Regions from separate parts of the Homo sapiens genome. Here region 1 is linked to region 2. A link is an interaction called in ENCODE POLR2A ChIA-PET data of the cell type or tissue named here. Cell type or tissue: A673. All regions are shown on one strand. Links, peaks and the distances in the headings refer to the core of each region. The heading gives the core; the rest is flanking DNA.

Evidence for each region. Peaks named below come from ENCODE experiments on the same cell type or tissue, not always from the same donor. Only the 100,000 strongest peaks of a DNase experiment are listed, where the experiment ranks them.
Region 1: POLR2A ChIA-PET joins it to region 2 with 6 read pairs; 4 of 35 experiments call an interaction of 5 or more read pairs at or near these places.

The regions. Positions count from the first base shown.
Region 1 is chr10:129,023,740-129,026,644 of GRCh38, reverse strand. No RefSeq gene overlaps it. Among named protein-coding and RNA genes, the nearest start is that of LINC02667, 110 kb to the right of the region's middle. In A673, for the core only: no CTCF peak of the experiment used is centred there; no DNase peak of the experiment used is centred there; H3K4me3 peaks cover 557 bases; H3K27ac peaks cover 2,089 bases.
Region 2 is chr10:129,347,787-129,350,691 of GRCh38, reverse strand. No RefSeq gene overlaps it. Among named protein-coding and RNA genes, the nearest start is that of MGMT, 120 kb to the left of the region's middle. In A673, for the core only: no CTCF peak of the experiment used is centred there; no DNase peak of the experiment used is centred there.

The DNA of each region.
Region 1 (2,905 bases), core at 149-2,648, 320 kb after region 2:
TCTTGAATGTCTGAAAGAATATTTGATGTGGAACTTAAAACAATGCTGGAAAAATATCTTTGCCTTAATTGCCTTTCATTCTGCAGTGATGTGAGCCACTTTGCCAAGGAAGCGGGTACTGTGGGAACACAACCAGTGGCCCCCTTTGTGCCGAGTGCCGGTGGGCTCGGCTGTTTTGCTCCCCTTTAACCAGCCTTAAGGACTCTGGTTTGTTTTCTTCTTCTTTTTTTTTAATTTTTAATTTTTTATTTTTTTGGCTTTATTGGATGAACTGCCTTCCTGAGATAACAAATCTTCTTTTGCAGCACTTGGCGGAGTTTGGTTAGGGGCTACCTCTGAGCAACGTGAACTTGGCCTTGCTGGTGTCTTACACTAATACCTTCGCTCCTGTTAGGAATCAGGGTACTTGGGAAACAGCCTGGAGCCATACAGCTGATTATTTCACCAAATTTGCATCTTTTCAACAGTAAGGGGGATGACTTCCACAAATGCTCCCAGGCTCCACATAGATGTTAAGTGGTTGTTTCTAGTTCCTTCCCTCTCCCTCTCTGAAGACTCACTTCCCATCCCACCCACTCCCAGCCCTGTGCTGAGCCTGCTGGTGCCGTAGGCTTGCTCAGGCCTGGCAGCCTGTCCTCAACAGCCTGTCCCCGAGGCCAGCAGCAGGCGCATTGGGCTGGATGTCCGAGCGGGGTGCTTCTGGGAAGCCCAGGCACTGAGGCTGAGCTGCTTCCCCTGGCCCTAAACCTCCGTGGCAGGAAGGTGAGCCATCCAAGTATTGAGCACTACGTCGCTGCACACACTGGCCTGCGGGTATTCCCACCATGGGATGTCTGCCTCCTGCAGCAAGTAGATCCGGCAGAGAAGTAGGGCTTGAAGAGGGAGGGGGCGGGGGTTGGAGGCTGGCGCAGGCCTGGGGCTGGCAGTCTCTGGAGGGCCCTAGTGGGGGAGGGAGCCCAGCCCTCAGAGAGGGGTCCCACCCAGGAGATTTCCCCAAGGGTCAGGCGTCTGCTCCTGACTTGTAGCTGGAACAAAGAGGGTGGGCTGTTAAAGAATAAATATTTTTTTACTGTGGTGTTGATTAAAGATAGGATAAAGTTTTGTGTTCTGAAAATGTACCTGATGTTTGCACTCATGTTCTGATGGCCTTTTGCCAGCCCCTGGCTGGTCAGTCTGGCCATGTGGCTCAGCCATGACTGCATGGCCATCCAGTGGGTCCTGGCGACCCCTGGGTGGGCTTTGCAGGAGAGAGTGTCCTGGCTGGCCAGCTCTACTTTCTAGGACCTGGCAGACTAGAAAAATGAAGTGTCCACAAGTAGCCCCTGGCCTCTCCAAGGTCCCCGTGCCTCTTCCTCACCCGAGGAAGCCTTCCCTGGCAGATCCGAGCAGAGCCAAGGACAGCCCTGCCTCCGCTCCTCCAGGTCCTTCCAGCTTCTCTAGAAGCTTGCACGGCCAGGGGCCCGCTGTGGCATCTGGTGGCTTTGCAAGGTGAGATGATGGTTGGAACTACCTGGGCTTCTCCAGCAGACGGTTTCTGGCTCTAGGATGACCATCACTGGAGCCTTGTAAGTAACCCCTGGACCTGGCCTTTGTTCTGCCAGCCGGGGGACTCTTTCTGAGAGCATCGTTCATAGGAGGCTCACATTTAGGTGTGCAGATGTGAACTTGCACGTCCCCTTCGCGCTGTGGAAAGCTACAGGAAGTTCTTCACAAGCCTTGCCTGGAAAAGTGCAGTGTTTATTGACCTAAACCATTGCACTTGAGTTTTTGTTTTCCCTTTAAAATAATACCTCAGTGGGTAAATCCCTCAGCTCTGTAATGGTTTAAAAGCCATGGTATTCTTAGTTTTTCTGGATAGCTGATTTATAACAAAATCCATTTTCTCAAAATATAACTTTTTCTGTTTTTAGTACATGCAAGTATCTATACTTTAATTTTTAAATCTGCTAAATAAAATTGGAATTATTTCCCTTTTCCTTGTCCATTGAAGTCCAAACCAAACATAGCAGCCAACCTACTCAAAAGAATTTACAAACAGAAAAACTGAATCAAACTTTTCCAAATTTCATGTTTGTTTTGTCATGATAGAACTAACAGGCTTAACTGTATCTTTCATTATAGAAAAACCCTGAAATGAAGGAAGGAGTCTAATCCTTTTTTTTCTGGAAGGCACTTCTTGACTTCTGTACTTTATCTCATCATCATGACAAGGAGAAGAATGAGATGAAAGATTATAATGAGACCCATTTCCTTGTTGAAACAACAGAGGGATAAAGTGAGGAGGAACCGGGAAGACGGAAGAGTCTCACGGAGCTGGTGAGGCCAGAATGAGGAGCGTGGGAGGAGTGTCTCCCAGGTCCAAAGGCAAGGATTCTGCACCCCAAAAAAACACAGCGTGATCACCACAGCAGCCATGGCTCTGTGGGATTCTTACATTTTCCTGATCTTGCCATATAGTTTGTTAGTCATTACAAAGTTATTTCTTTCCTTAGCTGTGAATGGGAAGTGATTGCGGATGATCTTCAACTTTCATCAGGAACGGTAAGAAAACAAAAAACAAAAGCAAAGCCCCTGGCTGCCCGGCAGGCCCTCCCTGGGGCCTCTGCTGCCTGCTTCCCACCTGCCTTTGGTGGAGTCCACAACCATCGCCTTCGATCACCTTGAACGAAATATTATGCACAAAATTTAATAGCTTCAGGACAGGTCCTTTCATATACGCCTTGAAATTCTTCTTTCATTTTCTGCATCAGTATATTTCCTTAAAAGCCATGTCGGCAGAAACAAACTGAAATATGAAAACACACACACACACACACACACACACACACACACACACACCTATTTTGCTGTTAACAACAAGGTAAGATTATCAGTTTCTTTTCTATTTAGAAAATGGATTTTATTT
Region 2 (2,905 bases), core at 200-2,699:
AATGATATGTCATCTATTTGACTGTTAAGTGCTTACGTGTGAATAAGTGTAAGAAAATGATTGCTTATTGGTCACATATAAATTCAGAGTCAGGAATGATGGTGAGGCCCAACAGCCACAAATTCTCCACATGGTGCCTGAGATAGTGACACTTTTGCTTTCTGATGGTTCCCTGTACACAAACTTTGTTTCATCCACAAAATTATTAAAACATTGCATGTAGTTCCCTTCAGGTATGTGCATGAGGTTGATATGAAACATAAATGAATTTTGTGCTTAGATTTGGATCCCATCCCCAAGATATTTTATTTTATATATGCAGATATTCCAAAATCCAAAACAATCCCCAACAGGAAACACTTCTGGTCTTAACCTGTATCATCCTTATATCCTGCAGGGAAGATACAGCAATTTGCCCCATTTTACCCTGCAAGGGGTTGGTATGGCAGAGTTGACTTCTAAACCAGGGCTGTTTCCACGAGCAACGAGTTTTGTTGGCTCAACTAGAATCAGGGCAAATGGCGCTGCCTGTTGGACAGTGGAGGTGGGGTAGTGGGGGGTGGAGGCTGCATTCTTAGTGGAAGAGCCAGGCTGGAAGCTGGAGGAGTGAGGTTCCAAACCCTGCTGGCTGGTGTGGGGTGCCCTGCCCAAGTGCTTCTTTTCCACACGTGGGTGGTGTCACCTGTGAACCAAGGGCTTTGTCCTGAGTACCTGCCCTATGGCACATTTGGCTGCGAGGGGCAGGAGCCTTCTCACGGGGTGTTCAGGGAGCACTGGCGTCGGGGGGCCTGCATGCATCTCATGCCCTTTCTCACCTGCTGCCCACAGCTGAGCCAGTCCCATCAGAAGAGCAATCCCCCTGTCTTGTGGACTTCCACAGAGGATCACGAAGTTTTGACAATTTTACCTTCGAATTCCCCTCCCTTCTTTGAGGATATGAGGGCTTCGTGGAGGGAGCTCTGCTTCAGGGGTCCCCGGCTTATCACGATTCCCAGAGAGCAGGAATTGGGGCTGACTCAGTTGTGGAGGGTTGCAATGGACACGTTCTTAGGGGCGTTTTGGGTGCATCCCCCGAGGGCAGATGCGTGGATGCTACTCAGTAAATCCAGTTCCCATCCGCTATTCCAGGTGCACCAGATGAGAGCGAGAGCTGAGCTATGTGGTTGAATTTAAAACAGAACGTGTGTATGTGGCCTAGGCCCATGGGCAGCCAGCGGTGAAAGGTGCCTATTGACTCCGAATCTAGGTCCTGGCGCATAGCAGGCTGGGTGGGCACTGGCTGAAAGTTGGAGGTGTCTGTCTCTTGGGTAAAAGGCCCAGGACTTTGAGGGGGCAGCCTCCCCTCTGCAGCCCCTTCTGAGACACCCACTGGGGGAGGAGATGAGTGGGGCTGCAGCCCCAGGCCCTTGCCTGCCCTCCAGAGGCGCCCAGCCCTGTACAAGCTGTTCCTGAGCTCAGAAGGCTGCTGCGCGCAGCCAGGCATGCCCCTTGCCTGGGAGCCTCTTCCTCTATCCCCCAGCACAGCCCCCAAGGACAGAGCCCCATCTGTGGCCCAACAGTGGGGAAGGGTGTGCGTTGCCCTGGCCCCCTCCCTCCTCCTCACTGGGCTGAGCTCCTTGGAGCCTGGCAGAAGCACGTGGCTCCTCCTCTGAGGATGGTGTAGGTTAGGAATTGTGTAACCCTGGAGAAGAGTTCACTTGATCACTGTGTTTTACACTTTTCTCTGCAGAACGATGGTGACTTAATTAACCTACTTGTAGATGTAGCAGCCGAAAGATACATTTGCCGATGCATCTCCATCTCTTTTTCAGTCATCATATACTTAAATTGCAAATTCTCATGAACTGTAACCCAGTGTCTTATGGCTCTTGATTCTACATTTCCCTGTAGATCTTCTATCTTCAAATGTGTCAAAGTTAGAGTGTGTGGCTGTTAGAAAAAGCTATAGCTGTATTAAACCACACAAACCCTTCTTGAAATAAAGTTACGAATATAGCTTAATGCTCCTAATGACAGACAATTCTGAGTTTGGTTTCAAAGCCTATTGTTCACCCAATGCTGTCGGAGAACACGTGCCATGGCAGCCCTGGCTCGGAGGGGTGGACTGGTCAGCCGTACACTCAGGGCCATGCAGCCCCGGCTTGGAGGGGTGGACTGGTCAGCCGTATACCCAGGGCCGTGGCAGCCCTGGCTCGGAGGAGTGGATTGGTCAGCCGTACACCCAGGGCCGTGGAAGCCCCGGCTCGGAGGGGTGGACTGGTCAGCCGTACACCCAGGGCCGTGGCAGCCCCGGCTCGGAGGGGTGGATTGGTCAGCTGTATGCCCGGGGGCTCATCCTCAAACCCTGTGAGCTCACTTTCCATGTCTCCTTATTCGCTTTATTTTGTAAAATCCTCGCTCCCCTCCACATGCACTCATTCTCTTTCCTCTGTCTCCAGGAGACCCTCTACCCCTACCTTTAGAAAAGACTATATTACAATTTAATGTTTTTTAAAAGATAATTTGAGGTTAGAGAATTGCTGAATTATGATCAAGACCAGTAATGGTTAATTTGTGTTTGATTGTTTTCCCTTAAAATGGCTAAGAAGACATTTTCAAATTCCTGCTTCTCCCCCACCCCACAAAAAAACCAATTGAGTTTTTGAGCTCAAAAAGTTGTATCATAAGCACATTTTTATGGCTAAAGATTGGGGTTTACAAAGGGAAAATGACAAGCCTGTAATTGGCATGCTCAGTATGAAAGTTTGCTTGCATATAAGAGATTCATGTTTGTAATTTCATTTTAGGAAAACATTCTAAGCATCCCCAGAAACCGCAGGAGGGCAAGGGCTGTGGGAACTCTCCTTCCAGAACCACCTGGTTTCAGATTCACCCATAAAAATGGAACCGCATGGAGTTTTATTCT